Regions from separate parts of the Homo sapiens genome. Here regions 1 and 3 are each linked to region 2. Evidence: read pairs that join two places in POLR2A ChIA-PET (ENCODE). Cell type or tissue: HepG2. All regions are shown on one strand. Each heading gives the region's core, and the rest is flanking DNA. Links, peaks and the distances in the headings are about the cores only.

Region 1 (10,221 bases), core at 4,131-9,130, 410 kb after region 2:
CTGTGCTGGAGGAGGGGGTGCAGGGGGCTTAGCAGCCTTCCAGGGAACCAGCGCTATTCTTCCATCCAGTTTGGACTTCCAGAGCAGCGGGAGCACACGCCAGGCCCCATCTTAGTCGATTTCTGCTGCTTTGTTCAGGGGACTTTGTAGGTACCTGGAGAAACATAAAGAGGACCCCGGGCCTAGAAGCAGCGTGGCACAGAGAATGGCTCCAACACCGAGTGGGCTGCGCCGGGCTGCTCTCTTTCTGTAGCCCTTAGAGTGATCCCGAGGCTGGTGGGGAGGTTCGTGGTGCAGGGGTGGAGCACTGAGCCTTCTCCAACAACTGGAAGTGGAGCGAGCATAGGATTGAAGGGGGCGGGTGGGAGCCTCGGCCACTTCCCCAGTTTCTCCCCTCCACCTGTAACTGTCTCCTCACCCTCCGATCCTGCTCTCTTCTCTGGCTCCCAGGATGGGGCTCCCTGATCACATGACCCAATCACACCCACATCTCAGCCTGCTTGGGGACAGCCACATGGACCAGACTTGCCGCCAGGCCCAGGCTGTGCTGCTATCCCTTTCCTACTCTTTAGCTGCTGGCGGGAGGACTTCATCCCTGGCTCCAGATGCCTCTTGCCCCCACAGACTCCCAGGCCTGGAACTGGCAGCCTTCTCTGAGCTGAGTCATGACATGGGTCCCTCCCCAGCACCCCCACCCCGAGCCCAGCATTCCAGCTCAGCACAGCTGCCTTCCCAGAGTGGAGCCCTGAGGGCCACAGCATGTCAGCCCTGAAAGTGCTCCCAAGACACTCTTGCCCACCCTTTTGCACAGATAAGGAAACTGAGGCTCAGAGAGGGTCAGGACTGTACAGTAGTCACCCTTAGCTGCAGTTTCACTTTCTGAAGTTTCAGTTACCCCAGATCAACTGTGGTCCAAAAACATTAAATGGAAAATTCCAGAAATAAACAACTTACAAGCTTTAAATTTTGTGCTGTTCTGAGTAGTGTGATGAAATCTTGCACTGTCCTGTCTGTCCCGCCCAGGAGTGAATCATCCCTTTGTCCATATACGCTACCCACCTGTTAGTCATCAACAAAGTCCACTACTGACATCCAGCCATCAACACCATCATGGCTCGGTGGTCCAGGATCACTTGGAGCAGATGACCTGATCCTTCTGATAATGTCTGGAGGTCAGTAGTAGCCTAACGCTACTTCACAATTCTTACGCCATCACCTCACTTCCTCTTATCACGTAGGCACCGTGTCATTCCACGTCTTCACAAGAAGAGTGAACGATACAGTAAGATATTTTAAGAGAGAGAACACAGTCACATGACTTTTATTACAGTATATTTTTATCATTGTTCTATTTTATTATTATTGTTGTTCATCTCTTACTGTGCCTTATTTATAAATAAAACTTTATAATAGGTATGTATTTGCAGGGAAAAGAACATAGTATGTATGGGGTTTGGTTTTATCCAAAGTTTCAGGCATCTACTGGGGCCTTGGAATGTATTCCCTGCAGATAGGGGGGACCACTATCCTATAAGTGGGTGTCACAGCCGGGACTAGAGCCAGGTCTTCTTACTTCCCACCCCAACCCCCCTCCAAAGTCTGTCCCAGGCCTGTAAAGTGCCCCGGTACGGAGAACAGAAGACTGGACTGGGTCAGGAGACTGGAGTCTGTGGCTCACTTCTCCCAACAACTTAGCAAATTACCTCCTCTGAGTCTCAGTCGCCAATCCCTGCCTGGCTGGGCTCGTGCAGAGAATGTGACTTTGAAACAAAGGTCAATGTGTGGCAGGACAGAGGTGTGCTGTGGAGAGGGCAGGGGCAGCTATAGCCTGAAGCCTGGGGCCTTGAGCCACCAGCCTCACATCTTAGCAGGGGCTGGAGGCGGGGAGCTGCGCAGCCAGGTGAGCTTCAGCCCCACCGATCACCCGAGCCCATCTTGTCTAGGCCAAAACAATGGGCCCTCTTGCTTTCCTTCCCTAAGCCTCAGTTTCCCCACGAGCACAATGGAGCACAGGAAGGCAGTTAGATCAGATAGATGATCCCTGAGGGCTCTGGCGTGCTGACATTCCAAGACTCTGACCCCATAACCCCATGGCCAGGCCTCCTCCTCCCTCAGGCATTTGGTTTATTCAGAGCATCCCAGGCCTGAGACTGCCTGCCCCCAGCACCCCCCTCTCCCTGCAGCATGGCCCTCTCTCTCTCATCTCACTGCTGTTTCTACCCGGCCTGTTCCTGGCCTCCAGACTGAACATCCCACTGTCCCCTCAGTGCCCACAGACCCTCCCTATCCTAAACCTGCTCAGTTGCAGCTCTCACTCCTGCTCTTTGACCTCATTCTCATCTCAGAAAATGGCATCGTCCCCTCAGCACGTGCGCGTGTACACACACACACACATACACTTCTGCCTCCCAGTATTCCAAGCCAGATACAGAGGTGCATACCTCCCTCTCCAGCCCCTCAATATTAAGTCACCCAGTCCTGTTGATTCTCAGCTAAGTAACTCTCAAATCCATCTGTTTTTTTCAGTCCCCACTGCCTTCTCCCCAGACCCAACCAAACATGCACGTTGGTCAGAGAAGCGGTGGAGCTGGTGGCATAGAACACAGAGTCACACCACTTCACTTTAATCTCTGCTCTACCCCTTCTGGCTCTGTGTTCCTAGCCCAGTTATTAAATGCTCTCTGCCTCAGTTTCCCCACTGTAAAATGGAAATGATCACTGTATCTACCTCATAGAGTTGATGGAGAATCAAGTGAGCCAATACGTGCCAAATGCTCAGAATGGTTCCTGGTGCAGTAACACGGGCTTTCTGGCTTGTCTGTTCATGCATATGGCTGTGTGTTCAGGTGAATTTGGGGTTCTATGTGCACATGTTCTGTGCATGTTGTATGTGCTGCATACACATGTGAACTGTTGCACACGGGTGCATCTCCACGGGTGCTGGGCACAGTGGGAGCTGCGCACATGTGTTTTGTGTGGGTGTGTACATGTTTAGTACCTGCATGAGGGCTTGGCACCCACATGGCCTCTTGCATACGTATGTGTTTCAGAGGAGTGTGCGAGGAAGTGCGTAGGCAGGCATCTGTGCATCTGTGCTGTGTGTATGTGCTGACCATGTGCAGGCTCCCCCCATCAACCCCCGCAGCAATGCAGGGCCCCCTCCCTGGCCTGCCTGTGTCGTGGGAGCCTCAGGACCCTGAGGGAGGGAAGCTGTTGCTGGCGGATGTGGCCAAGATGGGCTGGATTTATTTAGATTAAGGCGGTGGGAAAGGAGTGGAGAATTGTACGTGCTGGGAGGAGGGAAGTCTGGGGCTCTGAGAATGACTCCCCAAGCATGCTTGCTCTCCTGGACTTGGGGCACCCACTCCTCTCCCCTGGACTTGGGGTCCTTACTCTGCTCCTTTGACTTGGGGTCCCCACTCTGCTTCCTTTTGACTTGGAGTTCCCAGTCTGCTCCCCTGGACTTGGGGTCCTTACTCCGCTCCCCTAGACTTGGGGCCCCCCACTCCTCTCCCCTGAACTTGGGGTTCCACTCTGTGCCCCGGACTTGGGGTCCTCACTCTGCTCCCCTAAGGGGTCCCTCTGAGTCACGTGAGGAGCTGGGCATGATCTCCACTTTGGGCCTCTGAGCCTACAACCTGGCCAGAATAGGAGGAATCAGGAGGGGTTCCTGGCACATAGCACTCTCTTCATGGGCAAAAGGGGGACACCTAGGGGTGCCCTCCCTCTCTCTGCTCTAGAGGCCTCCCTGGGCAGGAGAGTACAGCAGATAGGGGGAGTGCCTGCTCTCTGACTGTGACATCCAGCTTGTCCTAGGTGGCCCTTCCCTAGAGTACAGTCCTCCTAAAGAGGGGAAGTTGTCACAGGCAAGCCCACTACCACCAAGTCAGCTGCCTGGGCCTCCCTGGGATTGGCTGGAACCAGAACAGCCTCTGGGAAGCACAAAGAGGCCTAACACATTTGGTGGAAAATGTGGGGTATCAGGGAGTCATCCAGGATGGCCTGGGAAGTCATGTCTGGGTGCCCTAAGCCCTTCTCTGCCCTCCCTGGCCCTCCAGCCTCTTGTCCCTACCACTCTTTCCTTGCCACCTCCTGGGGTTCCACGTCACCAGCGGAAAGTCCCCTGAAACACTGTTGAAACACTGTTGTCTAACTTTTTTTTTTTTTTTTGAGACAGAGTCTCACTCTGTCACCAGGCTGGAGTGTAGTGGCGTGATCTCAGCTCACTGCAACCTCCGCCTCCTGGGTTCAAGCGATTCTCCTGCCTCGGCCTCCTGAGTAGCTGGGACTACAGGCACTTGCCACCATGTCCAGCTAATTTTTGTATTTTTAGTAGAGACGGGGTTTCACCATGTTGGCTAGGTTGGTCTCGATCTCTCAACCTCGTGATCCGCCTGGCTCGGCCTCCCAAAGTGCTGGGATTACAGGCATGAGCCACCATGCCCAGCCTTGGTCTAACTCTTAATTGTATAGATGGGGAAACTGAGGCCCAGAGAGGGAAACAACTTGTCAAAGCCCGCACAGCAAGTCTGTGGCTGAATAGTCATGGAAATTCCTTTCGTGGAATGAGATGGCTGGTGGATTCTTATGTGACTCTAGCCTCAGGAATGTAGCCCCCTCCTGCTTACTAGCCCCCACCTCCTCAAAACACCCCGGTAAGATTCGTGGTGACTAGAATCTTCTCTTTGGCCTGTCAGAAAGGCAGAGCTTCACCATAGGGACAGCTCTTTGAGATGACACCTGCCAACCTCTCTATATGGATGGGGACGCAGAGTTCAGAGAGGCTGGAGACTCGCTCAGTCTCACAGTGGGTCCCAGGGTGCTTATGAGGGGAGCTGATTGCTCTATTCATAGTAAAGCCAGTCCGAGATCCCTGGGGTGCCTACAACCTCCCTACGGCATCCACACTGCCTGCCTGTCCTCTCCCCACAGCTTGAATCTGCCTTTTTGCTGTGTGACTGGGGCATGCTTCTGTCCTTCTCTGGGCCTCTGCTGCCCATTCAAAAAGCATACCTCCTAGCTCAGAGTCTCTAAGCCACCCCCAGCCCCAGGCCCAGCAGAAGAGAGCCTGAAGGGGAGAGGATGGAGTGCCACATGGGAGGAGGGTCGGGGGCTGCATGCCATGAAGGCCCAGCCCACATAGCCAGCCCAGCCTTCCAGAGCCAGGCCAGCCCCGCTGCAGTGACCTCCCTTCTCCTGGCCAGCCGGCCAAATTCCTCCTTTAGAATAATAAACAGTGTGGCCAGCCAGGGAGACTGGGAGAGGAGGGGCAGGGAAGCTGAAGTGACCCCCTCCCCCAGCCTCTGCTAATGATTTTCTTTGGCTGAGATCTCTAGCAGGAAGGGGGCAGCCAGAGGGGCACCGACGGAGGGGCAGATGGGCCTCTGTGGGGGCTGCTGGCTCCGCCTTGGCGCTGCTCCCTCCTGACCAAGGAGGCCTGGCATCCAGCTGGAGGGGCTGGGGCAGAGGAATGGTGGGGAGCAGAGGCTGGAGGGGGCGTCAGAAGGGCTGGGCTTTGAGTCAGGAGCAGTTCAGAGAGGGGAGAGGAAGAAACGAGGAGACCTTCAGGCAGGCAGTCTGAAAGGGAGGAGGGAGGAGAAGAGCTGATTTGCTCAGACTGTTTCTTGGGGTGTTGGGAAGAGCTAAGATTGGGGGTCCATAGGCGGGAGGAGCCTTGCCTATGTCCCACCCCTGACATGTGAATGCAGCCCTGGTAGGTGAGGTACTCACCATCATCCACTTCCAGAGCTGGGGACTTAGGCCACAGGGAGAGCGATGGCACAAGAGGTGGCATGCTGGGGCCTGAACCCGGTCTGCAGACCTAAACTGAAAACTAAAAGGGGTGAGATGGGGAGGTAGGGGCAAGCTGGGCATGGCCTTCAGAGGCAGGCCAGGCTGGGCAGCCCCACAGCCAGAGGAGGCTCCTTGTTGCCTCATCATGCCGTCACCTCCCAAAGCTCATGCTCTGCGACCCCTGTCCTCTGGCGTCCTTCCTGCCAATGCTGCAGGCAGACTCTTGGCATACTTGGCTCCTGGTGGTCTCTTGGGACCTGAGGTGTGTCTTCCAAGATAGAGGAGAGCAAGGGCCACCCCATTCAGTCTGTCTCTGTCTTTGTCCTTGCTTCTGTCTCTGTCTTTGTCCTTGCTTCTGTCTCTGTCTTTGTCCTTGCTTCTGTCTCTGTCTTTGTCCTTGCTTCTGTCTCTTAGTGCCTCTGGTGCTGTCTCTCTGGGCACCTCCTCTCTGTCTCTGTGTCTTTGTCTCTTTCTACTTCTATCATTCCAGGTCTCTTTCTCTCTGTCTCCCTCTCAGACAGGCTCTGCTGTGGAATCTTGGGTAAACTTCTCACCTTCTCAGAGCCTCAGTTTCCCCATCTGCACCCTGGGGGTGGGGGTGGGGGGAGCCTGGCTTCACTGGTCTCCAAGGACCTGTGAGGCCTGGCTGCTCGATGGGACCTCTCCTGGGCCCAGCCCCTAGCCGCTGTCCCCTGGGCCTCCCTGTATGCTCTGGGCTGAGTAAAGGTGTCCAGGCCCACCTCCCACATTCCACAGCCCCGGCTCCCCGGCTTCCCTTCCCACAGCCCACAGCCTCCTCCATTTCCTGTTGTGCTTGTGGAGCTGCGGGAGTTCTCTGGGTTCTGGCCTCCCCCCTCCTCCTCCCATCCCTTTCATCACACTTTCCCAAATATTTGTCCTGGCAGATAAGAGCCTGGTATTGGAACTGTCACCCGGAGGACAGGCTGTCAGAGCTGGTAGGCTACTGGATACCATCCAGCCCAACTTCCCCTCCCTCACTGTACAGACAGGGAAACTAAGGCACAGAGAGAGTCTGGGGACGCAGCCGAGGCCACGTGAGAGTCACAAGCAGAGCCAAAGCAAAGGCCAGGACCCCAAGGCTAAGTCCGGGATGGAGAGGAGACAGCCTGTGGTCATGAGTGCCCTTTCAGGCTTGGGACGTGGTGGCTTTTGACTTCAGCCCCTCGGACATGAAGGCTGGGTGGCCCAAGCTGGGGCTCATTCTGCAGGAGCCAGGTGGTGAGATAGCCCCTGTCGCTGCCTCCACCTGCCCTGGGCCCTGACTCCTGTTTAACTCTGCAGGACACCATGCGGCTTCCGGGTGCGATGCCAGCTCTGGCCCTCAAAGGTGGGTAGATGGGAGATAAGGTAGGGGACCCGGGGGGCTGCGGAGTGGAACCCTGGAGCTGGCAGGGGTGATGTGTGCTGGTGGCAGGGCGTGAAGCACCAGGCACACTGCCCTGCCCTTCAGCTTTAGTTTTCAGGATTTCCAGTGGGCTCTGTGGAGGCCTCCAGCTGCCAGCCCTTCAGCTCAGAAAGCGTCAGTGGGCCCCTGCTTGTCCAGAACCATCAGCTCAAATCCTTTGATTGGCCCTCCAGACCCCATCCCACCTTCTGGCCCACACCCCTGGCCTCCTATCCTCGGTCTGGTGGATCTGTGGCACTCGGCTTGGACCCCTCATTGGCTGGGAGCTTCCAGGTCCCTGCTGGGCTTCTCAGCACACCCCACCCCTCACTCCTGCCCGTTAACATGTCTTCAGCTCTGCAGGGGCTGAGCGACTGACCCAGCAATTAATGACCAGCCAGCAGCCTGCCCGGCAGCTGGCCATAAGATGGACTGGCTGCCTGACCGCCCACCTCCCCTCCTGATCTGTATCACCAGGGGGCATGGAGGGCGTGGCCTGAAAAATCCTTCTCCAGGGGATGTCGTGGAGGGGGACCAATCACTTGACACACACACACCCCCAACCCCAGTTCCCTCCAGCCCAAAAGGGCCTCAGCATCTTTTCTGGCCCCCCTCTGAGCTACCTAAGCCCCTCCCTCCCATCTCTCTCCCACCCAGAGCCACCTCTGGGCCTTGGGCAGAACCTGGGCAGTCGGGGGAGGGGGCAGAGAGCTGTAGGGAAGAGGCTCAGAAAGTGACCTGGGAAGCAATGCAGGAACTGGAGGCCAGGGAATTGCTTCCCGAGGATTTCCTGGCCCCTTCTGGTGCCTACTGCCTACACATGGCACTGCTGAAGGACTCAGAGGCTGGGGTCTAACGGGACTGACAGAGGCAGTCCAGAGGAATCCCTGGGGCCTTGGAGCTGGGCGAGCGGTCCTCAGAGCCATGGCTGGAGAGCCCCAGTCTGTCGGATAAAGGAGCTGTGCTCCTCAAGGACCTGAGGGCTGTGCATACGTGGCCTCCTCGCAGGCTCAGCCTTGGGAGAGGTGCTGAAGCCCCTGTTTCCTGATGTCTGATACCTCCTCTCCCAAAGGCGAGCTGCTGTTGCTGTCTCTCCTGTTACTTCTGGAACCACAGATCTCTCAGGGCCTGGTCGTCACACCCCCGGGGCCAGAGCTTGTCCTCAATGTCTCCAGCACCTTCGTTCTGACCTGCTCGGGTTCAGCTCCGGTGGTGTGGGAACGGATGTCCCAGGAGCCCCCACAGGAAATGGCCAAGGCCCAGGATGGCACCTTCTCCAGCGTGCTCACACTGACCAACCTCACTGGGCTAGACACGGGAGAATACTTTTGCACCCACAATGACTCCCGTGGACTGGAGACCGATGAGCGGAAACGGCTCTACATCTTTGTGCCAGGTAAGGGCTCCCAGCCTGTGTGCCCACTCCTTACCCCTCTTGTCAACTGGAGGCATCAGGGGAAGTCCAGAGAGTGCTTTAGTTTATTGTGAAATGCAGCCATCCTAGAAAAGCAGACAATCATGGAACCAGCCTGGCTCAGTCGGGGAGTGTGTTCGCACCCACTCCTTGGTCTGGGTGATCTGCCTGCTCCCTGCCAGTCACCCTATTCCTGCCTCCCAAGAACTCTATATTCTCAGCTGCTTCCAATCTGCTCCCTCTTGACCCCACATCCCTTCTTCCCCATTCTCCAAGCTCCAGATATCAGCTGCATTTCAACTTGTGACTTGCCTTCTTTCTTACCCTGGCACTGTCAATATCAAACATTAGAGCTGGAAGGGACCAGCTCTAACATTTGATTTATGCTCTTCTGGGAGCATCCCTATTCTGTAACGGGGAGACAGAGGGCCAGAGATGGCAAATGACTTGCCACACAGCAATTCAGGGGATGGCCAGAAACCCAGTTCCCCTGATTTATTCACGGCTCCACTCCTGGCAGATCCCACCGTGGGCTTCCTCCCTAATGATGCCGAGGAACTATTCATCTTTCTCACGGAAATAACTGAGATCACCATTCCATGCCGAGTAACAGACCCACAGCTGGTGGTGACACTGCACGAGAAGAAAGGGGACGTTGCACTGCCTGTCCCCTATGATCACCAACGTGGCTTTTCTGGTATCTTTGAGGACAGAAGCTACATCTGCAAAACCACCATTGGGGACAGGGAGGTGGATTCTGATGCCTACTATGTCTACAGACTCCAGGGTGAGCCCCCTTTCTGGCCTGATGCTCAGCAGAGGCAAGTATAACCCTCCACAGAGGAATAGCCCTTTACAGTTTACAAAGTGTGGGACTCCACTTCCCAGTGGATTCTCACCACAGCCTTCGAAGGAAGATAGTGTTTTCCCCATGTTACAGAAGAGGGAAACTCAGGCGCAGAGAGAGGATGGAGCTTGTCCCCTGTCGCAGAATTCGATAGTGGCAGAGCTGGCCTGTGCAACATGGTCGGTGAGGGCACAAGCTTCAGAGCCAGCTGGGTCGAAATCCCAGCTTTGCTATTTCCTGTCTGAGTGACTTTACACAAAGCACATAATCTCTCTGAGCCTGCTTCCCCTCTTGTAACGTGGGGATAACAATGGCTGCCTACCTCATAGGATCAATTGTGAAGATTAAATAAAAGATGGAGAGTACCTGGCACATGTTATGTGCTCAATACATTTCTCCTGTACATAGATCTCCAGAGGGTACTTTGATTTCCAGACTGTTATCCCTTCTAGAACGTCAGCTCCATAAGAACAGAGATTTTGTCCACTTTGTTCACTACTGTTGCTCCAGTGTCCAGAATAGTACTTGGCATGTAGTAGGTATTCAGTAAATATTTGTTGAATGAATGAATCTTCTACATCAGTCATCCTTTCCCTCTCTAGCCCCCTACCCTATCCCCAAGCTGAAGTGCTAGTGGCTGGTGGTGACTTCCCCAGACCTAAGCCAATCTCTCTCTACCAGTGTCATCCATCAACGTCTCTGTGAACGCAGTGCAGACTGTGGTCCGCCAGGGTGAGAACATCACCCTCATGTGCATTGTGA
Region 2 (5,000 bases), core at 1-5,000:
GTCTCAAAAAAAAAAAAAAAAAAAAAAAAGACAGCTCTGGTTCATACATGCCCCAGATAGGGGCTTGGATCCACACCCTCTCCATGTATCACAGCCCAGGTAACTGCCTCACTTGGTCAGGTGCCTGCCTTCTCCACTGTGAATGGCAGTCTTGTGTCTTGTCCTTCCATGAGCTCCCACTCCCACCCGTGTCCAGCGAGGAAGCTATAGTCAGTATGATCCTGCATTGCTGTTCACCAAATCTAAGCTTCCTCTAGGCGTAACCAGCCTCCACCTCTTGTCAGTGTCAGAAGTAGAGGCAGGACCCCGCATGACACTAGGCAGGTGGACAGTCAACTGGTGGCTGGCTTTCCATTTCCGCCTGTCTCCTCCACCAAGGACTCTATTCTCAGCCATCACCACGCTCCAGGCGCCTGGCTCAGGGCTGGCACACAGTAGGTGCTTACTAATAATATCTGTTGAGTGAGTGAGTAACTGAGTGTCAGACGGAGCCCTGTGTTCCCGACACAGGGACTCCACCCCAGCCCCACTCACCTGGTACCAGGAATAGGCCCGGTCCGCGGGGTTGATGAGGATGGTCAGGACCTTGGCTTTGGGCAAGAGGGCTGCTGCCCGCCGGGGCGCCACTTCTGAATCAAAGTAGTTGGCGCTTTTCTCAAAGTAGAAGTCGGAGGTGGTGTTGGAAGGGATGGGGAAGAACTCCATGTACCTGCAGGAAGCCCAGAGAGGCGGCTCACAGACAAAACTCATGAGGAGGGGGCTAAGGGAATGCAGCACAAGGGCGAGGCACTGGGGTAGAATGTCCTCAGAGAGCAAGTGGGAAGCTTTGCTCCCAACCAAACAAGGACTTGCCTCCAGTGGGGATTCTGGAGGGGAATGGCCTCTTGGCAGCCTCCCTGTTTCAAATTCGTTCCTTTTCCAGAAGACTCTGGAGTTGGGAGGATCTGAAGACTTGTGGGTGCGCCGGCAGTTGCAGGTCATGGGGAGGGGGTAATGCCCCTCAATCCTAAACTCTAGGATCCCGCCCCCTCAGCTGCTCCAGGCTTAACTGCCAGGGCTGTCACTCTCTCTGCCTCTAGGGGGCGAGCTGGGGCTCAGAGTGGCTCCAGGACTGCCCCAGGGAGGCTGGCACAGAGCAGAGGGGGCCTCCAGAGGGCGGACTTTCTTTCCTGACCTGGGGGAACACCTTCTAGGCCGTCACTGTGGACCAGGACCTCCTGCTACCCACAACCCCTCCCCAGCCTGCTGTGGGTGAGCACGGCTTTCCAGACTAATGCCCATATCCCACCAGAGCAATGGCCACCTCTGGATGAAGGAACCTCTGGAAACCAAAGGAACACTCCAGACCCTCCCAGGGGAATCTACCTATGCAAACTCAGGGTCCAACTTCTGGGGCTTGTGGGAAGCAAAGTCCACTCTCATGAAGGGTACAGGGTCCCTATCCTATCCTGTGAGGTGGGGCTGATCCAGGCTGGTCCCAAGGATGTGCTTCATCAGAGCGTTCTGGGGGCCTGCTGGATTCCTGCACCCCACTTTAGACCTACCTACAAAATCAAGCTCTTGGGAATTGGGCCAAGGAATTACGTCTTCTCTCATCTTTCTGAATTTTCTTTGCATGTCCACAATCCTTTGTTTACAATATCTCAATTGAGAAAGCTTTGAAAACACAGGCTTTGTTTCCTAGGTTTGTAGCAAAGCCATTTGGCAACAAAACCTGACTTATTCCTCTTACTTAGTGTAAATATTCACATACTTTGCTACAGACATATTAATGAATTTGCTAACAGGGTGCTGCCCCAGGTGTCGCTGAAGATGTTACTAAATATATGGTTTCGCACCACATTACCTTTCTAAAACCTGAAAAATGTTGACTTCCAATAATTCATCTGACCACACTAGATTTTAGACAAGAGACTGTGGAGATGTTAGAAATGTAGGTAGATGGGCCGGGCGCAGTGGCGCACGCCGTAATCCCAGCACTTTGGGAGGCCGAGGCGGGCAGATCACGAGGTCAGGAGTTCAAGACCAGCCTGACCAACATGGCAAAACCTCGTCTCTACTAAAAATACAAAAATTAGCCAGGCATGGTGGCGGGCACCTGTAGTCCCAGCTACTTGGGAGGCTGAAGCAGGAGAATCACTTGAACCCGGGAAGCAGAGGTTGCAGTAAGCCGAGATCGCGCCACTGCACTGCAGCCTGGGTGACAGAGCGAGATTCCATCTCAAAAAAAAAAAAAAGAAAGACAGAAGGCCCATAACCTCTCCACCCAGGGAACCCACTGACATAAAAATAATAAATAATGGTAATACATGGACAAGGTTTAAAAAGGCAAACTTTGCAGTCCATGCACGTGATGATTGGGTGTTCACACACGTGTGAGGTGTACCCACCTCGAACCTTGTTATGATCTCAGCACATTACCTACCTGACATGAAACATTTTTTAAAAAGAAAGAAAAAAGGCAAATAGAGAAAGATGCCAACTGAAAAGGTGGAGAGTAAAACCATCTCTGCTCTGGCCCCCACACCCTTAAGGGAACCTCTACTAGGACCCTCTGCTGGGAACCTCTACAAAGGTAACCTCTGCAGGCTCTGGTGGGAAGTGGCAATCTTAATGACTTCCCCAAGTGACGCCCAAAGACCAGCGACCTGTCCCTGAAGGGCCCACAAGAACACCTCTGCTTCACAGTCAGCCACACGCAGTGAGGAGAGCCAGAACATTTGGATTTCCGACCTTGGGACCCTGGGCAAACCCTTCTCCTCCCCAAGACTCAGGATGTTTCTCTGCAAGCAAGGGAGGGGTGGACTTCGACCTCAGCGTCTGACTACAGGCGGTAGAGCAAAGGGGCAAAGGGCCTCCTCATCGAGTGTCCTGTCTATGACAACGCTGTCACACCATGATTCAAGGGTCACTGCACTTTGTCCCTGTTTACAGGAATGACAGCTGTGTGTGAGCAAGCTCCAGCTGCTTCCTGCTGTGGCCACAGCAGACTCCTGGGAGGCCCCAGGATGGCCTTCCCGTCCCGCTGTGGACAGAAAGGCCAACTCACCAGTCGATGCCTTTGTGATAGTTGTGGCCATTAAAAAACTGGATCTCCTCAAAGGTCTCAGAGCTGGGGTAGTTGCTGCTTAGGTCAGGGTGCATGCCCAGGAACAGGTAGAGGGCAGTGGTGCCTGTGGGGAGGGTAGACACCTGAGACCCAGGGCCCAGCCCCCAGCCAAAAGATAGAGTCTGGGTTCTGGGCCTAGCTCCCCACGACCCACTGGGGGCTCCTGGGAAGGTCTCTGCCTTTCTCTGGTCTTAGCTTCTTCATCTGTGCAATGAAGGAATTACTAAATCCAGGGTGGCAAATATATGGCATGCATGTGAACACCGCAACTCCTGTACCTACTACGGACATCGCTAATCTATCACAGCACTCTTCACTAAACGAGGACGTGGCCTCAGAATCTGCCTCACCACTGCACTCTGGTAGCCATGTTTAACTGACTGCTGTCCCCTCAGCATCCCAGAAGAGCTGGTCCTTTCCAGCTCTGGGCCTCTGTCCTCTGGCACTTGGTAGGAGCTCAGGGAAAAGGGAGTTTGTCACCCTGCAGTTCTGTTAATGTGAAATTCTTAAAGAACTAAGAAATCTTGTTCCTATGTCTCTTCTTCCCAATACCCTCTGCTCACTCATGCACCCTGCCCTACCTCCTCCTCAGTGAGTTCATTCACTTTCTGTGGTATAAGTCTATGGTTTACATGCTATAATGAGAGAGCCCAGAAGAGAAGGAGGCTATAGAGTTTGGCAATTAAGAGTATATGTTTCAGGGTCACAGAGATCAGAGTTCAGGCCTGGAATTGCCATTGCCTAACTGAATGTGTTAAGGGAAGTCACTTGACTTCTCTGAACCTTGAGTTTCTGTCTACAAAATGGGAGTGCCCATTTGTGCCTTGCAGGGTTGTATGGATGACAAATGCTTAGCAATCATGTCACTGCTTCTCCCTACTGCACCTCTGGCAGACATAGCTAATTGATCACAGTCCTCTTTGTACCAGTTTTGCTTGGCATTACTCAAACTAGCAGAGCAACTGATCTGGGCTTCTCTGACTGGACTTGGAGACTCCCAGGATAATGCAGGGAGAGCTCCCTGAGGCTATGGTTCAGGATAAATAGGAGAACTCCAGGCCCCTCCTCCACCTCTTTCCCCTCCATACTGACAGGCAATTTGTGTTCACCCCAACTTCATTCCTACTTCCTGGGAAAGAGGGAGCAAATTATCCGGGAGTGGGGCCAGGGCAAGGCAGTCCTCAGAATTCTGTGGCTGAGACAGCAGGCAGTTGGGGAAGCTCGGTCAAGAGCAGAGAGACCTGCCTGTTTTCTGGGGGCCGATGATGAGGAGCTTTGGGAAGCGGTCACACGTCTTCTCCTTGGACCAGATGTCTTTGTGACGTTTGTCCTCGCAGGGGTCCTAAAACAACAGTGGAAGGGATGTGTGGGGCGCCCCAGAACCCAGTCAGTGGACTCCCACTGCACATGGATATGTGGCCCTTACAGCCCAATGGGCATGATACCTACATGCTACATGTGTCCTTGTCACATCCCCACCCCCAGACACTGAGCCACTGACAGGCAGGCTCCACTTCTGGTCAGTTTCATGTCCCCCAAAGAGCTCGCAAAATGCCCCTTAGCACGTAACAGGAACTCATAAGCACTTGTTGAATTTAACTGGACAAGCTGCGTCTGAACCAGGGGGTCAAGAAACGCTTCCTATAAAGTTTAATTAATCTTTTGGTAAGTGTTTAGTAAATATTTTAGGTTTGGGGCATGGAAGTTTCCATTGCAACTACTCGACTCTGCCGTCATAGCATGAAAGCAGCTATAGACAGTAGATACAAGAATGAGCGTGGCTGTCTGCCAATAAAACGTTCTTTACAAAAACAGGTCTCAGGCTGGTTTTGGCCCATGAGTCACGGTTTGTGGACTCCTGGTCTGAACTATGAGACTGTCACCAATTCCA
Region 3 (10,221 bases), core at 3,135-8,134, 110 kb after region 2:
TGAACTTAGCTCTGCCTGGCTCCGGAGTCCGGGCCCTTCATCATGACATCATCCTGCCCTGATGGCAGATGCTTAGGGTATGCTGTCAGAGAGGCCTACCGACAGGGATTCCAAATCCAAGTAATGCAAATTCCTGGGAGTAAACAATCAGGCCTGTCAGGGCAGGAGGGGAGGCCCTGAAGCTACATTCTCCCACCCGCCGCAGTTGTGTGTCTGGCAAAGTTGAGCTTGCCTGGCAAACAACCAATGACTCTGACAAGAAGAAACCATGATCTTGGGGAAATTATGTTTGCATGATGAAAAATGGAACTTGCAAAAAGAAAATCTGGCATCAAGTGGCCGGGTGCAGTGGCTCAAGCCTGTAATCCCAGCACTTTGGGTGGCCAAGGCAGGCGGATCACTTGAGGTCATGAGTTCAAGACCAGCCTGGCCAACATGGTGAAGCCCTGTCTCTACTAAAAAAAAAAAAAAAAAAAAAAAAATTAGCCAGGTGTGGTGGCAGTCATCTGTAATCCCAGCTACTTAGGAGGTTGAGGCAGGAGAATTGCTTAAAGCCAGGAGGTGGAGATTACAGTGAGCCGAGATCATGACACTGCACTCTAGCCTGGGCGACAGAGGGAGACTCCATCTCAAAAAAAAAAAACAAAATAAAACCAAAAACTCTGGCATCAGGAGAAAATTAAAATTGAGAAATGGACTAGGGTGGCTCACGCCTGTAGTCCCAACACTTTGGAAGGCCAAGGTGGGCGGATCACTTGAGCCTAGGAGTTCGAGGCCAGCCATGGGGAGACTCTGTCTCTACAAAAATACCAAAATTACCCAGGCATTGTGGTGTGAACCTGTTGTTCCAACTACTCAAGAGGCTGAGGTGGGAGGATGGCTTGAGTCCAGGAGGCAGAGGTTGCAGTAAGCTGAGATGGAATCACTACACTCCAGCCTGGGTGATGGAGCAAGACTCTGTCTCAAAAAAGAAAAAGAAAAATTGAGAAATGCAGAACAATAGGAATAACCTGCAGGTGAGTGCGAAAGAGGGTAGAATTCCAAGGGACAGAGCTAGACCTAAAGTATGGAAGTTACAGGGAGGCAAGCTGTGGTGCGACATTAGGGAAAATAGCACTAACTAGACTGACGATGTTATACAGCTGAAATTTATTAAGCACTTATCAAGCAACTTAAATGTAGCAGCTTATTGGCTGGGTGCGGTGACTCACGCCTGTTATCCCAGCACTTTGGGAGGCTGAGGCGGCTGGATCACCTGAGGTCAGGAGTTTGAGACCAGCCTGGCCAACATGGTGAATCCCAGTCTCTACTAAAAATACAAAAGTTAGCCAGGCATGGTGGTGCACACCTGTAGTGCTAGCTACTCAGGAGGCTGAGGCAGGAGAATCACAAGAACCCAGGAGGCGGAGGTTGCAGTGAGCCAAGATGCCGTTGCACTCCAGCCTGGGTGACAGAGTGAGACTGTCTCAAAAAAAAAAAAAAAAGTAGCAGCTTATTTAATTCTCATACTCACAGTAGGAAGTAGCATGCAAGTAGACCATCAGAGGTGTAAGGAAGTAGATACTGCTATTATTACCCTTTTTGTTTTTGTTTTTTTAGAGACAGGGTCTTGCTCTGTTGCCCAGGCTGGAGTGCAATGGTGTGATCACAGCTCACTGCAGCCTCAAACTCCTGAGACTATCAGAGATGTGAGGAATTAGGTATTGCTATTATTACCTTTTTCTATTTTTTTTTGAGATGGAGTTTTGCTCTTGTTGCCCAAGCTGGAGTGCATTGGCACCATCTCAGCTTACAGCAACCTCCACCTCCCAGGTTCAAGCAATTCTCCTGCCTCAGCCTCCCAAGTAGCTGGTATTTACAGGCGTCTGCCACCTTGCCCAGCTAATTTTTATATTTTTAATAGAGACAGGGTTTCACCATGTTGGCCAGGCTGGTCTCGAACTCCTGACCTCAAGCGATCCGCTCACCTCAGCCTCCCAAAGTGGTGGGATTACAGGCGTGAGCCACCACACCTGGCCTGCCTCTTTTGGTTTTGTTTTTTCAGAGATAGGGTCTTGTTCTGTTGCCCAGGCTGGAGTGCAGTGGTGCGATCATGGCTCACTGCAGCCTCGAACTCCCAGGTTCAAGTGATCCTCCTGCCTTAGCTTTCAGAGTAGCTAGAACTATAGGCATACACCACCATGCCTGGCTAATCAAAAAAAAATTTTTTTTGAGATGGAGTCTGGAGTGCAGTGGCGCAATCTTGGCTCACTGCAAGCTCCGCCTCCCAGGTTCACGCCATTCTCCTGCCTCAGGCTCCTGGGATTACAGGCGCCCGCCACCACGCCCGGCTAATTTTTTTGTATTTTTAGTAGAGACGGGGTTTCACCGTGGTCTCGATCTCCTGACCTTGTGATCTGCCCGCCTCGGCCTCCCAAAGTGCTGGGATTACAGGCGTGAGCCACTGCACCTGGCCTAATTTTTTTGTTTTTAAGAGATGGGCGTCACCCTATGTTGTCCAGGCTAGTCTTGAACTCCTGGGCTCAAGGCAATCCTCCTTCCTTGACCTCCCAAATTGTTGGGATTAGAGGGATGGACCACTGTGCCAGGCTGTTATTACCATTTTACAGGTGAGGAAACTGAAGCACAGGATGCTAGTAGGCAGCAGAACTGAGATTCAGCCAAAGCAACTTAAGAGCATAGACTCTAAGCTGTCATGCAAAGCCTACTGCCTAGAATGGGTTACTCATGGAGATAGTGAGCTTTCTGTCTCTGGCGGCATGTAAGTAGACCGTCAGGCATGTGAGGAAACGCTCAAAAAGCATCATTCCTGGGTAGGAAGGAAGCCTGGAGGACTGATATTAAGTTTGTCTCGAAAGTACTAGAGGTAGGAATTGCCCATAAGAAACAATGATTGGGAAGGAATCCCATCTGCCTGCCTAATCCATCCCCTTGGGAACAGAGATTGCAGGTGACCTGATCCTAAGACTGCTCGAAGTAAGAAGCCTGCGGGAAGCAGTATGACATGGGGATTGAGAGGAAGTGCTCTGGAGACAGCTCAGACCTGGCTTCAAATCGTGGCTTTGCCACTTACTAGCACTCAGCTGGTGCTTATGCAGCTCATTTAATCCCCTGAAACTCACAGGGCTTGTTGTGACAATAAAATGAGAAGCCAAGTGGGAATAATTTACACTCAATCAAAGAGGTGAGGCTCAGGAGCCAGGGCCTTTGTGGGATTTGGAAGTTTCACTTTCCCTTCAAACCCAGCGGATGGGAACTGTGGTGGCAGCATTAATCAGAGAGCCTGGGCTGTGCAGGACCACTCACTGATTGACTGATTGACACAGGGTTTCCCTATGTTACCTAGGCTGGTCTCGAACTCCTGGGCTCCAGTGATTCTCCTGCCTCGGCCTCCCATAGTGCTGGCATTACAAGCATGAGCCACCGTACCCGGCCTGGACCCCTCCTTTGCTGCCTCCCCTCGTCAGCATCATTGGCTCTCCCTCCCCACGGAGTCACTCCCTCTGCGGACAAGCATGCTCGCACCCGGGGCTGCATCTTGTCCAGCCACTGCCTCACCTCCTGCCGCTGCTCCCAGTGCTGCTCCACCCATCCTCAAGCAGTTCACAAGCCTGCTCTTGTCAGCTTCGCCGGCGACCTCACGTGCCCAAGTCCACCGGGCTTTCCTCTGCGCTTGTCTGACTGGTCCTCTCAGCGGTATCCGACACAGCTGACCACACCGTCCTTCAAGTCTTTCCTGGGACTATGGTGGCCCCTCTCCCAGGTTTCCTTCCACCTCCCTGCCCCTCCTCCTCACTGATCAGAGCTGCTCCTCCATCCACACTCTTTTTTTTTTTTTTTTTTTTTTTGAGACGGAGTCTGGCTCTGTTGCCCAGGCTGGAGTGCAGTGGTGCGATCTCGGCTCACTGTAAGCTCCGCCTCCCGGGTTCACGCCATTCTCCTGCCTCAGCCTCCCGACTAGCTGGGACTACAGGCTCGTGCCGCCATGCCTGGCTAATTTTTTGTATTTTTTAGTAAAGACGGGGTTTCACCATGTTAGCCAGGATGGTCTCCATCTCCTGACCTCGTGATCCACCCGCCACGGCCTCCCAAAGTGCTGGGATTACAGGCGTGAGCCACCACGCCCGGCCCCACACTCTTAAGTATGGGGGCACGTTGATAACCCACAAAGGTACATGTTCGTTTCTCTCTTTAGGAAGTTTCAGTGTGCATCCTCAGCCACCTACTTGGTGGCTACAGATGAGTGCCACAGCAGAAGACAGCCAGAACAAAACTGGTTTCTACCTACTCCAGAAGGTGTTCTCCATCTCCCCATCTCAGTGGAGGCCAGCACCATGCCTTGCGCAGCCCCAAGCCTGGGCACTACCTTCACCTCCTTCTCCCTTCCTCCCACGGCAAATCCTGACACTTCTGCCTTCAAGACAGCTATGGAATCTGCCCCCTTCTTCTTCTCCACCACCACTCAAAGTCACCACCATCTCTAAACTACTTTGGCCCGTCACTGGTCTCCTGGTCCCATTCCTGCCCCCCAGCCACCCTCCCTGCTTTTTTTTTTTGAGAGGGAGTCTTGCTCTTGTCACCCAGCCTGGAGTGCAATGGCGTGGTCTCTGCTCACCGCAACCTCCGCCTCATGGGTTCAAGCAATTCTCCTGCGTCAGCCTCCCAAGTAGCTGGGATTACAGATGTGCACCACCATGCCGGGCTAATTTTTGTATTTTTAGTAGAGATGGGGTTTCACCATGTTGGCCAGGCTGGTCTCGAACTCCCGACCTCATGATCTGCCCTCCTCCGCCTCCCAAAGTGCTGGGATTACAGGCGTGAGCCACCATGCCTGGCCTCCGGCCCCCTTAAATCTGTGTGCTACGCATAATTTTCAAAGACAAACCAGACCCAGAACCTCCTGCCTGGCCCTCTGAGGGCTTCCCATTGTTCTTGGAATAATTCCCCAAGAGACTACCAGGCTACATGACCTGGTCCCAGCCTGTCTCTTCATCTGAAACGCCTCTCCCCGCTCATCAGATGCACTGCACTCTTTCTGTTCCTCAAATGAACTAATGCCTTCCTGCTTTTATGAATGACATCATCTTCTTTGCCACCTAAACGTAAAAGCTCAGTGGCACCTTGGTCCCACCCCTACCATACACAGTCTGGCCCGTGGTGTGTGGCCTTCTCCTGACCTCCACAGCCCCCAGCAGGCCTTGCCTCTCCAGCTTGACTTTCCACAGCCTCTTGACTGGGCTGCCTGACTCCAGCTGTGACCTGACCCCAGCCCCAGATGGACTCTTGACCCTAAGTCCAACACCAGCCTTCAGTAGTGTGGCCTCTAACACTTGACTCCTGCACAGACCGACTGAGCCCCACCAGAGACCAACTCCTCCAGAGATCAACCCCACCAGAGACCAACCCCACCAGAGACCAGCCCCACCAGAGACCAAACCCCACCAGAGACCAACCCCACCAGAGACAGACCAACCCCACCAGAGACCAGCCCTACCAGAGACCAACCCCACCAGAGCCCAACCCCACCAGAGACCAACCCCACTAGAGACCAACCCCACCAGAGACCAAACCCCACCAAAGACAGACCAACCGCACTAGAGACAGACCAACCGCACCAGAGACCAGCGCCAGCAGAGCCCAACCCCACCAGAGCCCAACCCCACCAGAGACCAGCCCCGAGACAGACCAACCCCACCAGAGACCAAACCCCACCAGAGACCAACCCCACCAGAGACAGACCAACCCCACCAGAGACAGACCAACCCCACCAGAGACCAACCACACCAGAGACCAGCCCCACCAGAGACCAAACCCCACCAGACGAGACCAACCCCACCAGAGACAGACCAAACCCACCAGAGACAGACCAACCCCACCAGAGACCAGCCCCACCAGAAACCAGCCCCACCAGAGACCAGGACTTAGCCCTTGCCAGGTGTCTCCCAATATCTCTAGGTCCCAGCTTCTAGTCCAGATCAGTGCCTGGCCCATAACCGGCACTTAACAAATATTTGTGGAGTGAATGGATTTTCAAGGGAGGACTCAGTCCCCGTCAGCCGCACTACAGCCATCACAGGTCCAAAGGCTGCACTACTTAGCCACCTGCCAGATGGTATTTGCCCTGGGAGAAGAGTGGGAAGTCCCCGATCTTGAATTGGTTGTAGAACATATGACCCTGGGCAAATTATAACCCTCTCCTGAGCTCCACTGACCCTTCAATAAGACGGTTGTGAGCAGAGCCACTCAGCTCTCTCTCCTGGAAGCCCTGTAACCACAGTCAGGGCCTTTTGTTTCTAAGCATTTCCTTGTCCAGTGTCCCCCCGTGACCTTCACAGCAGCCCATGAGGCACGGGGATGATCTGCCCATCTTGTACAGATCCCCCACGCAGCAGCCCTAGCCACCCTTTCACAGCAAGAGTCAGGAGGCGACTCCTCTGCTCAGAGCCTTCCCACGGCTCCCGGCTTCACTCGGCATAAAGCCAAAGTCCAGTGGGTGGCTGCAGGATCTGGCTGCACACCTCGTGACCTCCCGTCTGTCCCTCCCTCTCCCTTTTCCTCTCAGTCGCTCCACCCCAGCAATGCTGGCCTCCTTGTGGTTCGTCAACCAGGCCGGACACATTCCCACCATGGGACCTCTGCTCTGGCTGTGATTTCTGCCCGGTTGTGGGCTTGGTGAACTTCCTCCCCTCCTTCAGGCCTATGCTCAAATCTCACCTTGTCAATGAGGCCCATCCCAACACCCTATCAAAGACTACAACCTGCCCCCAACCCTGCATCTCCAGAAACAACTTTCCTTTCCTCCATAGCACTTACCACTCTCTAACAAAAGTATAATTTACTGACCTGTCTCCTGCCCCTGGAATGTAAACTCCATACGGATGGGGATACTTGTCTGCCTTGTTCATCCATGTATCCCAAGCTCCTAGAACAGTGCCTGGCATAAAGTATTCAATAAATAACTGCTGAACAAGTGAGAGAAGGGATGATGTATACTTGCCTGGGGCACATATGGAAGGTATAGGACTAGAGCCCAGGCCTGCTCCCTCCACACAAACAGCCCCCTTTCCAGCCCCTTATTCGTGGCCAAGGTGTACTGGGGTCCAAGAGGCCCCACACAAGATGGGTGGGCTGGGCCATGTGGGCTGGTGGGCAGGGCTGGGTGCACACTGCCTGCCTGCTTCTTGAGGCAGCTCATCAGGGACTCAGGGACCAAGAAGGAGAATGGGGAAGGGGAGGTCTCAGGAGACTCCACCTGCCCGGCTCACCCAGGGTGAACTGGTAGGAACTCACACCTCTGGGGCCTGGAGTGTCCAGACCAAAAGAGGGCAGGCATCTTAGAGAGTCACTCAGACTAGCTCAGGGGTGACACCAGGGATGAGACTCCCGAGATGAGACCCCCAGGAAAGTCCAGAGAGGGAGGATGAGGCTCCCTCTGGCTCTGTTGAGCAGCTCCAAATCTCTGAACATGCACAGGGTCCCAGATTCAGAATGAACAGGTTTATGGAAAAGAACATATTGCTGAACTCTCTGACATGTATTGCACGCTGTCTCTATGCCAGCCATGTGTGTATTACTTCACTCAATCCTTTCGCAACCCAATGAGATGGGTTCTATTAGCATGCCCATTTTACAGGTGAGGAAACTGAGGCACAAAGGATTTAAGTAACTTGCTAAAAATCATACATCTGGTAAGTGGTTTGACTTAGAATTTTTTTCCTATGAAAATAGAAAACTGGCAGAGTCTCATGTCTGTAATCCCAGCACTTTGGGAGGCTGAGGTGGGCGGATCACTTGAGGTCAAGAGTTCAAGACCAGCCTGGCCAACATGGTGAAACTCCATCTCTATGGAAAAAAAAAAATTATCCAGGCATGGTGGTGGGCACCTATAATCCCAGATACTTGGGAGGCTGAGGCAATAGAATCACTTGAACCCGGGAGGCGGAGGTTGCAGTGAGCCAAGATCACGCCACTGCACTCCAGCCTGGGTGACAGAGCAAGACTCCATAAAACAAAACAAAAACAAAACAAAACAAAACAAAAAAACACAAAACTGAAAAACAAAATAGAAAACTTCTCATAAAGTACTGAGACATTTTGATGAGGATTAAAACACACATTATGGGCCAGGCATGGGGGACCATAATGTAATCCCAGCATGTTGGGAGGCTGAGATGGGCAGATCACCTGAGGTCAGGAGTTCAAGACCAGCCTGACCAACATGGAGAAACCCATCTCTACTAAAAATACAAAATTAGCTGGGCGGGGGCGGCGCATGCCTGTAATCCCAGCTACAGGCTGGGAGGCTGAGGCAGGAGAATCGCTTGAACCCAGGAGGCAGAGGTTGCGGCGAGCCGAGATCGCGCCATTGCACTCCAGCCTGGGCAACAAGAGCGAAACTCTCTCTCAAAAAAAAAAAACCACACACACATTATGTGCCTATGCTGTAAAAGAGCCCATTGTCCCCCAGTTGTCAATATAACCACAATGGGAATGAACAATGTCTTCTTGGCAGTGAGGACAATTCCTGTACAAAGGAAACTGAGTTTGTACATAATTGACTTAAAATTTTTTCTAACCATTTATTAAGAAAAAATTTAACATACAGAAAAATTGATCAGATACCCACCACTTAGCTTCAACTACTATCAATTTCACTTCTCTCTCTGTGTTTTATTTTATTATTTTGTTTTATTTTTTTTTTTGGAGACAGGGTCTTCTCCTGTCACCAAGGCTGAATGAAATGCAGTGGCACAACACAGCTCACTGCAGCCTCAATCTCCTGGGCTAAGTGATCCTCCCACCTCAGCCTCCCAAGTAGCTGGGACCACAGGTACATGCCACCATGCCCGGTGAATTTTTTATTTTCATTTTTTCTTTTTTCTTTCTTTTTTTTTTTTTTTTTTTAACATTTTTTGTAGAGATGGGGTCTTTCCATGTTGCCCAGGCTTGTCTTGAACTCCTAGGCTCAAGGGATCCTCCCATCTTAGCCTTCCAAAGGGTTGTAACTACAGATGTGAGCCACTGTGTCTGACCTCTTACTTTTAATTTTATTTATTATTATTTTTTGAGACACGGTCTCACTTTGTCACCCAGGCTGGAGTGCAGTGGCATGATCTTGGCTCACTGCAGCCTTGACTTCCTGGGATCAAGCAATTCTTCTGCCTCAGTTCCCCAAGGAGCTGGGACTACAGGCACGTGCTACCACATCTGGCTTATTTTTTGTAGAGATGATGTTTCACCATGTGGCGCAGGCTGGTCTCAAGCTCCTGAGCTCAAGTGATCTGCCTGCCTTGATCTCCCAAAGTGCTAGAATTACAGCATGAACCACCATGCCTAGGTCTTTATTTTTAGTTTTTTGAAACAGGGTCTCTGTTACCCAGGCTGGAGTGCAGTAGTGTGATCACGGCTCACTGCAGCCTCCATCTCCTGGGCTCAAGCCATCCTCCCATCTCAGCCTCTTGAGTAGCTGGGACTACAGTTGTTTGCCACCAGGCCTAGATAATAAAAAAAAAATTTTGTGGAGATGGAGTCTCACTATGTTGCCCAGGCTGGTCTTGAACTCCTAGGCTCAAGCAATCCTTCTGCCTTGGGCTCCCCATGTGCTGGGATTACAAATGTGAGCCACTGCATCTGGCCTTTATTTCTATTTTTGAGAGAGAGTTTTGCTCTGTCACCCAGGCTGGAGTGCCATGGCATGAACACAGCTCACTGCAACCTCGAACTCCTGGGCTCCAGCGATCCTCCTGCCTCAGCCTCCTGAGTAGCTAGGACTACAGGCACGCACTACTATGCCTGGCTAATTAAAAAAAAAAATTTAAGAGGCAAGGTCTCTCTATATTGCCTAGACTAGTCTTAAACTCCTGGCCTCAAGCTGCCTTCCCAAGCAATCCTCCCACCTCAGCTTCCGAAAGTGTTGAAATTACAGGTATGAGCCACCACACCCGGCCACTCTCTCTCTCTTCTCTAAACAATGTGAAAATAAGTTCAAACATCATGTCATGTTACCTCCAAGTACTTCAGCCTCATCTCCTAAAAAAATTCTCCTACCAGACTAAAACTTCATTATCATACCTAAGAAGATCAATAACAATTTCCAAATGTCCATCTGATATTCAAATTTCCCTGCTTTTAAAAAAATCTTTACGGCCGGGCGCGGCGGCTCAAGCCTGTAGTCCCAGCACTTTGGGAGGCCGAGGCGGGCGGATCATGAGGTCAGGAGAT

The links. ChIA-PET counts read pairs that join two places held together with the same protein. Peaks named below come from ENCODE experiments on the same cell type or tissue, not always from the same donor. Only the 100,000 strongest peaks of a DNase experiment are listed, where the experiment ranks them.
Region 1: POLR2A ChIA-PET joins it to region 2 with 5 read pairs; 1 of 35 experiments calls an interaction of 5 or more read pairs at or near these places.
Region 3: POLR2A ChIA-PET joins it to region 2 with 6 read pairs; 4 of 35 experiments call an interaction of 5 or more read pairs at or near these places.

What each region holds. Positions count from the first base shown.
Region 1 is chr5:150,133,928-150,144,148 of GRCh38, reverse strand. It overlaps PDGFRB (platelet derived growth factor receptor beta), which reads left to right. Exons shown (of 23, transcript NM_002609.4): 2 at 7,096-7,141; 3 at 8,271-8,594; 4 at 9,133-9,399; 5 at 10,141-10,221. The coding sequence starts at 7,102. Among named protein-coding and RNA genes, the nearest start is that of PDGFRB, 17 kb to the left of the region's middle. RefSeq lists enhancers at 6,048-6,559, 7,070-7,581, 7,582-8,091, 8,092-8,603. In HepG2, for the core only: no CTCF peak of the experiment used is centred there; DNase peaks (open chromatin) are centred at 5,248, 5,868 and 6,608; H3K4me3 peaks cover 1,776 bases.
Region 2 is chr5:150,541,021-150,546,020 of GRCh38, reverse strand. NDST1 (N-deacetylase and N-sulfotransferase 1) reads right to left here. Exons shown (of 15, transcript NM_001543.5): 9 at 4,355-4,451; 10 at 3,050-3,173; 11 at 535-709. It overlaps LOC124901211 (small nucleolar RNA U13), which reads left to right and starts at 2,332; the gene lies at 2,332-2,431. RefSeq lists silencers at 978-1,097, 2,740-3,034 and an enhancer at 2,740-3,034. In HepG2, for the core only: a CTCF peak has its summit at 1,109 (motif pointing right); DNase peaks (open chromatin) are centred at 1,110, 2,910, 3,880 and 4,900.
Region 3 is chr5:150,424,607-150,434,827 of GRCh38, reverse strand. No RefSeq gene overlaps it. Among named protein-coding and RNA genes, the nearest start is that of CD74, 17 kb to the right of the region's middle. RefSeq lists enhancers at 4,931-4,980, 5,321-5,370, 6,009-6,508, 6,509-7,010. In HepG2, for the core only: no CTCF peak of the experiment used is centred there; DNase peaks (open chromatin) are centred at 6,057 and 6,527; H3K4me3 peaks cover 922 bases.